Linked DNA regions of Homo sapiens: region 2 is linked to region 1. The links are chromatin loops, found by intact Hi-C in ENCODE. Cell type or tissue: endothelial cell of umbilical vein. All regions are shown on one strand. Links, peaks and the distances in the headings refer to the core of each region. The heading gives the core; the rest is flanking DNA.

Region 1 (2,500 bases), core at 1-2,500:
GTAATAACTCATTTCATTCAGCTACATTTTAATAGATGAATAATACATGTGTGTGTTTGAGAAAACAACTTGAATGTAAATAATTGATAGAAGGCAGTAATTTCTAATTACAGCTCTGCCATTAACACTCAATTTATGATTTAGTGTTAGGCATTATTTATTTACAGACCCAGAGAGACTGTTTTAAAGTACTTAAGTATTTATATGTGGACAATCCAGTGGATATTTTCTTTTCAGAACCGGAAAAGAGATAATCCAGTCAGCAACTTTATTGAGCCACCCAGCCTTTCAAAAGCTTTTCCTGAGATAGTCTCAATGCTGCATCATGTTTCAGTTTCCATTTAGTTTCAAAATATTCTGACAGGACACAGACAGCCCTGGCTGAAAGGAGCACAGAGAGAATACTTCGAGCTCATGCTGAGAGAAAAAGGCGAGTTTGTCTTTTCTTACCTGAGACTGGGCCTGAAGGGAGAGTTTCAGTTCTTCATTGACGGTAGGTAGCATGCTAGTTTTGCCACAAGATACTTTGTGAAGTTCTTCCCAGCACTCTTTGGGCTTACCCTTGCAAATCAGTTCCAGGAGTCCTGAACTTCTCGTCCCGCTCATGGCACATTCATAGAAAGTTCCATTGAGCAGAGCCACAGAAAGCCACATCACTGGAGCCACCAATGAGCTCAGAGTGATCTGGCCGAGGACGTAGAAGAAACGGCAGCTGTGGCCTCTGGGAAAGATTTTCCTGGGATTCACACAGCAGCCTGTGAAGAGTCTCCACGACCTATTGTTCAGAAAGAATCCCAGGATCAGTAACACCCAGGCAGGAGCAAAGAGGAAAACCAGCCCATAGGTCATATTCTCAGTGCTGCAGGGGCACTTAAAAGCCACAACAGAAAAGAGACGCTCACTTCCCACGGTCAGCAGAGCCATGAAGCTGTAGCCAATAACAGTTTTCTGATTAAGGAAGAATTTTAAAATGCCCTGAAAAGCATCCATGTTGGAGATGCACAGAGGGAAAATGCTGTGCCTTTGTTATTGGCAGAGCAGCTGTGGCAGTGGCCGAGGGTGGAGCTCTTTCTTCATCAGAAACAACAGTCCTTCTCAGACTGAATTGAGCCAGATAAGGAAACAATGTCATTCCTTAGGAATGAATATTTCTCAACATGTTTAGATAATGCCTCCTACTGGTGGAAATTGGGCTGTGATACTGCAGCCTAAATGCTGAGAATAAATTCAAAGTGCACGGGCTCCATTTTAACCTTCTTTCCATGTGGTTTGGATTGAAAATCAGAAAAGAAATTCTCACTCATACAAATAATAGTCTAGGAATTTTCCAGTGTAAGGAATCAACATTAACAGAAAGAGGTTTCAGCCGACAAATCAAATCTCCAAACCTAGAATTTTATGAATGTTTTTCTCTTCCTATGACTTGAGATTTGGAAGACAGGGATTTGCTGTCTTTTTTCATATATATAAAAACATATGAAAATTATATATATATATATATATCAATAGCTTTTGGAGCACAAGTGGGTTTTGGTTACATGGATGAAATATACATATAAATATACATATATATATATATACATATATATATGAGATTTTAGTGCACCCATCACCGGATATGTATGTGTACCCAATATGTATTTTTTTATCCCTCACCCCCTTCCCACTCTCCCTCTTTCTGAGTCTCCAAAGTCCATTATACCACTCCATATGCCTTTACGTACCCATAGCTTAATTTCCACTTATAAGTGAGAACTACAGTTTTTGGTTTTCTATTTCCGAGTTACTTCGCTTGGAATAACGCCTCTAGCTCCATCAAGTTGCTGCAAAAGACATTATTTCATTCTTTTTTATGACTGAGTAGTATTCCATGGTATATATACACCACAGTTTCTTTATCTATTCATCAGTTGATGGGTACTTAGATTGGTTTCATATCTTTGCAATTGTGAATTGTGTTGCAATAAATATACATGTGCAGGTGTTTTTTTTTAATATATAATGACTTCTTTTTCTTTGGATAGATACCCAGTAGTGGGATTGCTGGACTGAATAGTAGATCTACTTTTAGTACTTAAAGTTCTTTCTTTAAGAATGAAAGAAAGGTGCCGTGGTTCATGTCTGTAATCCTAGCATTTTGGGAGGTCGAGGCAGGTGGATTGCTTGAGCCAAGGAGTACGAGACCAGCCTAGGCAACATGGTGAATCTCCCTCTCTACAAAAAAATACCAAAAAAAAATTAGCCAGGCTCGGTGGCATGCACCTGTAGTCCCAGCTACTCAGGAGGCAGAGATGGGAGGATCGCTTGAGCCCAGGAGGCTGAGGTTGTGGTGAGCCAAATCATGCCACTGCATTCCAGTCTGGGTGACAGAGCAAGACCCTGTCTCATAAATAAATACATAGAAGGAAAGAAAGAAATCTCCATACTGTTTTTTATAGAGGTTGTACTAATTTACATTCCTACCAGCATTCTACAAGCATTCTGTTTTCACAAAATTCAT
Region 2 (8,052 bases), core at 3,794-6,293, 50 kb before region 1:
AGTGAAATGCAATAGAAATGACTTTAAATGTATAGAAAGAAAACAGTTAAAATGAAAAATTTAAATGTAAGTCATCAATTCTCTGGCTTCCTTCAAGGAAATACAGTGAAGGGTTGAGTTGGGGTTACCCCTAAGGTAAGTAGTGTCTTGGTGGCAAAATTTTATTGTGCAGTCCCTGTCTCTATAAACAATCTTATTTAATTGTATTTACAAATGTATTTTTAAAACTCATGGGCCCTTGTAAGATATAATGACTTATTGATGAAGATTTGGAATAAATAATAGAAAATTACTGATGGCAGCTGGAGGTAGATAGGTTCCTAGGTGGGAAGGGGCAAGTCCCCAGTGAAACTCCATCTTCAAGCCAAGGACAGCCTGAAGCCTAGGGGCTGGGCTACCAGTTCCAGGTGAAGTCCCTAACCTGGAGTGAGATTTTCCTTGATACCTTTGGACCAATTAAGTGGCTCACCCATGGGCCAATCAGCATGCATTTCCTCCTGTCCATGGACCGATCAGCATGGTCTTCCTGCATTCTGAGCCCATAAAAGCCGCTGGACTGAGGCCGGCTTAGACACTCATGGCAACTACCTGCCTGCAGTTGGTAGCTGCACACTTTGGGTGTCCTCTTCGCTGGGCGCAGTTCGGTCACCCAATAAAGCTCTTCTCTGCCTTGCTTACCTTCCAGTTTTCTGCATAACCTCATTCTTTCTGGACGAAGGACAAGAACTCAGGACCTGCCGAACAGCGGGAGCAAAAGGAGCTGTAACACTTTTCTGGCCGGTTTGCTGAACTGCAGGCGGGAGCTAAAGGGGCTGTGACATGTTCCTGGCCTGCTTGCTGAGCTGTGGGCGGTGATATGCTCCCAGACTGCAGGAAGGAAGAGTGGCAACCCTTCTGGGGACCTAGATCTTGGGAGTCCCCAAGCCAGAGCTTTAACACTATAGTCCTCCCACCCTCTGCTAGTGCAGGGCGGCTGCCCCATATGACCGAAAGCAGCCGCAGGGCCAGGCCAGAGCGGGGTGTTGAGACTGAAAGACCTATACCACCAAGGGGCTGAAATACACTCCCTCAAACATGGCCCCCATCCCCGCTGCCCACACTGCAGATGACAAGAGGGAGAGAAGAGCTGTGGCCATTCTGGAAGCACAGACCTCGGGGCTCCCTGAGCCAGGGCTGTGACACATTGTAACACCCTCTTTGGAGCTCTGTGGTTCCTGGAATCTCTGAGTTTTTGGGTGCCACCGCGTTCCCCTCGTCCAGACACTCGTGTCTACAGTGGAAGCTGCTTGCGGTATGCCTGGTCCCGCCGCAGTCTCGCTCGGTGACGGTGCCAGGAGCTACCCGCCCCGCTGCGGCAGCTACCCACCCCGCTGCAGCAGCCGGCATGCTTGCTGTGTACAGTGGCCGGACCCCGTACTTGCTCGCTCACACACGCCTTGCCGCTCCGCGCCTGGTTCACTCTCCGCAGGCATAGGATCTGGGCCGGTAGCACAAGCGAGCACGGCCTGCTGGGCCAAGTGGGCTGAACGAGTCCAGCAGGAACAAGCAAAACTCAAGTAGAGGTACCACTGGCCACAGAGGTTTCCAGCTGGTAAAGCAGCACCTGAAGGAGCCTGTGACAATACATATACATTTCTTTTTGTTTAATCAGTTTGTCTGAAGATTCTCTATAGTGTCCAGGCACCATCTCTTTCTATTCAGGAAGAAGAGCCATCTCTTCATGTTCTTTATTGTCAAATGCACTACTGTCTAATTTCATATCTCTCACCATGATTTAGAAGAACAAAAAAAAAAAAAAAAAAAAAGCAGTGCTTCTACACACAATCCCGTGGCTCACTGTCATTTCTAGCAAAACAAAATCGTTCTTCTTGCCTCTGCAGTATCCCAATACCTTTTTTTGTAATGCTGGTCACATCATTACTCGTTAAGCTGCGTCATTCATCCTGCTGCTCCTGAATACTGGCTTCCAAAGTCTTTCTCAAAGAATGTTCTTTATTGATGACCACAAATGGAAATTTTACCCAAAGTATGCAGGAAAATGGGAATGGTTATTTTCCAGTCAGTTAAATTTACTACACATCTTCCAACTATGTCTTTTCTTGAATGCCTTAGGCCATAATCACTGCATTCCTAAAACGATGTCTCTTTTAATGTCGCTGCACCGCACCTTCTACACTTGGCCACCAAGTGGGAAGAAGGGAGAAGGTCCTAAGGGTGGTGCCAGATAAGCAGTTCCATTCCAGTGCAGGGAATGTCCTTGACCAGCCCAAGAGAGCACAGATTCACAACACTGATCTGAAGCCAGAAAGGGACAGCAATCTGTAAGGCCCCTCAAAAGCCATCAGAGAACTGGTAGTAGACACACCACCCCAGAGGACAGCCTGATCCGCGGCACACAGTGGAGACCACCCTGGGCCCAGTGCAGCGGCACACCAAGGAAAGGACCTGCTGCTGCCACCACCTCGCCGGCTCCAGGGCTGCAGGTGGGAGCTGGCACTTCCAGCTAGAACACCCCGGCATGCCATGCTGTGGGAAGAGGGTCGAAGAGTGTAGGGATGTGGGGAAGGGAAGAAACGGGTCCCCGCAGTCTGGTCTGGCTCAGGGCACCCCATGCCAATGAGCCCCAGACAATTTCCTAGAAGGAGCTCAAAACATCAGGCTCCCTGATGGCGCGCAGTACTGAATCGCATATTAAATTATTATTCTAGCTCTGCCAGTAATAACTTGGATGAATTTTGCTTTTTGCATTATCTTCCCCATGAAATATAAACCTGTCTCACAGGACAGCATAGGATCTATTAAATCATCATTGGACTAAAGATGCTTATTTTGTAGGCAGCTTTTCCAAATTCAAGTTATTTCAACATGAAAGAATGACGGCAGGCATAAACTTATCAATAATAGGTCACCTATTATCGACTTATGAAATTTGTGCAATCAATAAAACACCATGTAGATCCAGAGATTGATTGATTGTGCTTTCACATTTGCTTTCTCACATTTGAAATGCTAGCATATGTCTACATTATGAAATAATTTATAGTAAATAGTTCTGTTGATGCCACTAACTGACAACTACAGAAGAAAAATATATTTAAATGTTTATTTGCAGCTTAAGGTAAAACATCCACAAATGCCTATGAAGTTTATATTCAGCTCTTTCTGCACTTTAGCACACTGTAAAATATTAGAGCACATTGTATTTTATTCATAAAATATTATATTATAGATATATTTGTTTTCCAGGAGCAACAGTTTTGCCCAAGGCAGAGTGTCAGCACATATAGAATCAGGATGCTTGTGTTAGAAATGACCTAGAGGTCTTAATCCAGGGAGTCTCATTCAACAGGCTTGTGGGCTCATAAGCTCCTGAAGTGTATTGGCTTGTATATTAGCTTCCTATTGCCACTGTAACAAATTACCACAAATTTAGTGTTTAAAACACTGCAAATGTATTATTTTATAGTTCTGTAACTAAAAGAACAGTATGTAGTTACTACTTTTCTGGCACAGGTCAGACACAGCTCTGAGCAGGCTAAAAGCAAAGTGTCAGCAGAGCTGTGTTCCTTCTGGAGGCTCTTGGAGAGAGTCCATTTCCTGGCTTTTTCCAGTTTCTAGGGACTGCCCACATTCTTTAGCTCATGACCCCCTTATCTTCAAAGCCAGCAATGGCTGATAGAGTCTTTCTCAAGCTGCGTAACTCCGACATTTTTTGACACTCCTTTTCTGTTGTCACTTTGCCTTCTCTCTGACTCGGATTCCTCCTACAGTCCTTTTATAAGCACCCTTGTGATTACATTGGGCCCACCTAGAAAATCCAGGATTATATCTTCACATCTCAAAATCCTTACCTTGATCTATCTGCAAAGTCTCTTTTGCCATATTGAGTCACATTCACAGGTTCCAGGGATAAGCATATGGACATCCTCAGGGAGCCATTATTTAGCCTACCACGGTATTGAGAACTCTGAGGTATGTGAGCTGGTGTCTATGTGTATGTACTGGATATGTCCTCAGAACAGCTTCCCCAGAATGGCTCGTCAAAGGGGTCTGTGATTCAAAATGGTTTAATCAACCACCTTTGCAATTTAACCACCCTCTCCTTTCTCGTGGAGGGGAAAATTGAAGTCCCAGAGAGGCTGGCTTGTGCAAGACAACATAAATGATAGGAGATGGTGTTTTCCTGATCCCTGTTTTGACACTTCATAACTATGGCCTACTGAAAATAAATGGACAGATTACAGTAGTGCCATGCCCATGCCATGCATGAGAAAGAGAATACCTGATACTCCAGAGCAGGTTTGTTGTTAGTCTGCGGCTAATAGAATCAGTGCCACTGGCTGTTGGGGAGATCAGGTCCAATGTTATGCCCCAGTGAGAGTGGACAGGTCACTTTGCTAAGAAGCATAGTGCCTTGAAAGTGGGCCCTGATGTATGCAGGTATGATTTAGGTGGAAAGAGAGCGACTTACGTGATATGGCAACACACGGTCAGAGCCCAGGATGTTTCAGTTATTCATCGACAGAAGTATTAGGGATATCCTCCTAACACCTACAAGGCCTTGGAAGATTGATAACGTACCTCATTGCTGTATTCCAGCACAGTGCTGCAGAGTGCAGGGTCCAGGGGTGGATTCTGGCTTCAACCCTTACGTGACCCTTGGCACATTGCTTGATTTCTCTGTATCTCAATTACTTCTCTGTATCTCAGTTACTCAATGAATTAATAAAGAATTAATGTTATTTAATATCATTTCAGCAAGTTACTTTCTAATGGGTGACTATTTGTCACGTGTCCAAAGGTGTAACTAGGATAATTTGTTAAAAGTTACTGGCATACAGAGAGCACTACTTGTTTTTGCTACTACTACTGTCACCACAGATGGGTGCAGACACCTGTTTTGACCACTGGGTGGCAGCAGAGGAAACCATACTTGAAATCCATGCGTTTTGTTTTGTTCCTGAAGTTCTGGTATACTGAAATTACAGAAGCTTAATCATACTTGGTTGTTACTGCAGAAAAATAATCAGGTCAGGAATACTACAGTTTGCCTCTCTGGAAATACCATTTATTGCTCTTCGGTCCAGACGTCACATTTATGGATTTACGCCCCCCAGCTCAAGAAGCCAGTTGCGTAGCAGTCTACGCTCTTCAGCCTGCCAGTATCTGTTCTTTATTGACTGGTACTAAATTTCTGTAGACTCTATTTAGAAGTTAAAGTTGTATCTCCACACCTTATGTTTTCAAGATAGCAAATATCTACCTAGTCTTGCATTCAGAAGGCCTTTGGTTGGCCATGATACTTCAAACTTTTATAGGATTAATGTGATGTCCCTTTGTGATACAAACCAAATGCAAGAAAACAACTAGCAAAATCTCACTGTTGTTTATTACAATCATGCATTAGAATTTCTACAAAAAATGAATGGAAGACTGAGAACAGAGAAAAGAGACACAGAGAAGGACAGAGTATAAATGCGGTTCTACAATTCAGCTTTGGAAAACATAAAGAAAGCTGAGTAAAACACATTTACACATTGGTTTGTATTTGTCTCCTGGGAAGGTGGCAACTTAGGTCATGATGGGACCGTGGAGGAGCTAATGAAATTAAGAAAGGAGCAGGTTTATATATGTCAAGCTCCAGGGTTTGATGTGGTAGCCAAAAGCATTTGGTAGCAAAATATAAAGTAGTATTAGCACATAATTGACTTTAATTATATGTTTTATAATTACATAAATCCATTAAGCATAAAGGGGAGGGAGTACCATGTTCTTAATGAAAAAGTTTCATTTAACTAGCTGTGGAGCAAAAAAATGCTATAGACCATAGCCCCCCCCCCCCCCAAAATACTAAAAATTCCATTTATTTGATCTGAGATAGATAATGTACTGTAAGATGAAATCCCAGGGGTGTGTACTACCTTTTAAATGTTCACATAGATGCTATAAATCATTCTGAAGCCATGTAGAAGAGCCAACGAATACTTAGAATCCTTTGCCAGAAAGTTATAGGGGAAGATCATGATTAACTGGCTCAAAATATAAAATTTTTACATCATACACTAAAAGAGTTTGATGTAGAAGGGCTTCAGAAGCTAGTGGAAATAGTTTCCTGGTATTAGGGTATAAACAACTATTAATCTTCTTTCTGATGATGTAATGCTATAACTTCAAATATTCTTTGATTTTGTTGTTAACCGAAAATCTTATTGAAGAGTCTTTACTGTGGTATAGTTCCTGACAACTAATAAACTAATTCTGAGCATGGTTGAAAGTGTTCATTTAACTAGTATGTTCCAATACAGAAGAATATAAAAAATTATCAGTTATATAGGAACAGAATTTTAGAACTGGAGCAGACCTTAGGGAACAAAATGGATGTGACATTCCATATTTACACAGTTCATTTGTATCAGTGTGGAACTAGAACCCTAGTTGCCTTCCACAACATACTTCTATTTGTATTTTTAACATCCTTCATGTAATGTCATATCAGTACTGAGTGTAGAGTTAGTAGACAAACTGGAATGGCTTTCCTTGATGACTTGAAAAAGATCAGTACATTAACATTCTTTTAAAAGTGGAATGCCAGTAAATGTTTTCAGAGAAAGCTCAGATTCAGAGTTGGGGACATTTTCCTTCCAAGAGAAGCAACGTGGGTCTACTACCATTTCAGAAAGATGTATGCATATTGACCTGTATATATATATAAACATAAACATAAAAATCGTACTTGATGTAAAAGAGACCTTAAGCAGTTATTTAGTTCAGTTATTTTCTTCCAAGAGGTAAAATATTATCATCCCTTTTATTGTATAGATGAAAAAAATCCAGGGTCCAGAGAGATGGACTGATTTGTCCAAGGTCAAATGACAGATGAGTAATGGTGAGGGCAGGACAGTTCTCCTGTCCCAGCAAAGAGCTACAATATGCAGTCTCTTATTGAAGGACAAAACAAAACCTGAAAACATTTTGATTTCTTAAAAATTCATTTTCTGCTTCTTCCTATTAAGTTCAAGGACCCAGAACTTTATAGAAAATAAAACCTTCCATAATTGTGTAAAAGTAGATTACCAAGTAATTGATTGCATTTTAGATAGTATAGTCAAGTTCCTTGGTCTCCTTGAAAGTGAATCTTGAAAATTGGATTGACTATTGGCAGTTGGTCCACTGTCCAGTAAGCATTGTTTTGACTGAAGAAATAAATAGACAGAATGCCCTCAGACAACTTATTTTTGCTAATGAGCAAGTTGCTTCAGTGAACGTAGCAAAAATCAGGCACGAGTCACTATATATCACAGAAATAATCTAGATAAATTAGAAAATTGTCCAGATACTGTAGGCTGCATTTAGTAAAGCCAGGCAGAGCAACACCAAGCAGGAATTATCCTCTTTTGTAGTTACAGATAATGGATATACAAGTACAGACTGCAGTTTTGGTTTCACAAATGGATTTTGAGTGCAAAGGTGCAATTTGGTAATGAAAAGGTACAAATGGTATCTCTGGAGTAGAGCACAGTGGAGAAGCTTTCTAGAAGAAACTTTATATGTAGTGGCCATAAAAATGCTCCTAGTATGGAGGTGCTACAAATAACATGATACTAATAATGATAAATAATATATCATTGTCCCCAGGTTATAGTACAGTAACTCAAGAGCTTCCTGCATGGGCTTCTCCCTCACATGTTACTGGATTAGAAAGAGGTTTCTGTCCTGCTTCCCAAAAGGTCAGATATTTAGGTCTGAAGAAAGAGGGGGAGGCTGTGAAAAGTTCTGGACATTATATAAAGGTAGAAACTGATAAAACCAGAAAATAGAGGCAGGGAAAATGGTGAATAGAAGACATGGAATGCAAAAGAGAAAGAGAGAAAGTAACATTCATTAGCATCTATTTTTATGAAAGACACTGTGCTAAACACTTTGTATTATCATGTTTAATTCTCATAATAGCTCTAGGAGGTAGCTACAATGTGCAGATGACAAAATGGCACTCAGAAATATTAATTTTCACACAGCTACTAAGTAACAGAACTAAGATGCAAATTTCCATGT

What was found. Hi-C counts contacts between places; a loop is a spot of excess contacts. Peaks named below come from ENCODE experiments on the same cell type or tissue, not always from the same donor. Only the 100,000 strongest peaks of a DNase experiment are listed, where the experiment ranks them.
Region 2: it touches region 1 in a loop (4-fold over the local background); 6 of 110 quality-filtered maps call a loop at or near these places.

The regions. Positions count from the first base shown.
Region 1 is chr6:116,510,187-116,512,686 of GRCh38, reverse strand. The region is part of intron 3 of TRAPPC3L (trafficking protein particle complex subunit 3L); the gene reads left to right. CALHM5 (calcium homeostasis modulator family member 5) reads right to left here and starts at 1,048. Exons shown (of 2, transcript NM_153711.5): 1 at 451-1,048. The coding sequence starts at 990. RefSeq lists an enhancer at 756-1,337. In endothelial cell of umbilical vein, for the core only: a CTCF peak has its summit at 1,179 (motif pointing left); a DNase peak (open chromatin) is centred at 1,046; H3K4me3 peaks cover 1,132 bases; H3K27ac peaks cover 1,348 bases.
Region 2 is chr6:116,558,443-116,566,494 of GRCh38, reverse strand. CALHM4 (calcium homeostasis modulator family member 4) reads right to left here. Exons shown (of 2, transcript NM_001366078.2): 2 at 5,368-8,052. Among named protein-coding and RNA genes, the nearest start is that of CALHM4, 8.7 kb to the right of the region's middle. In endothelial cell of umbilical vein, for the core only: a CTCF peak has its summit at 4,906 (motif pointing right); a DNase peak (open chromatin) is centred at 4,914.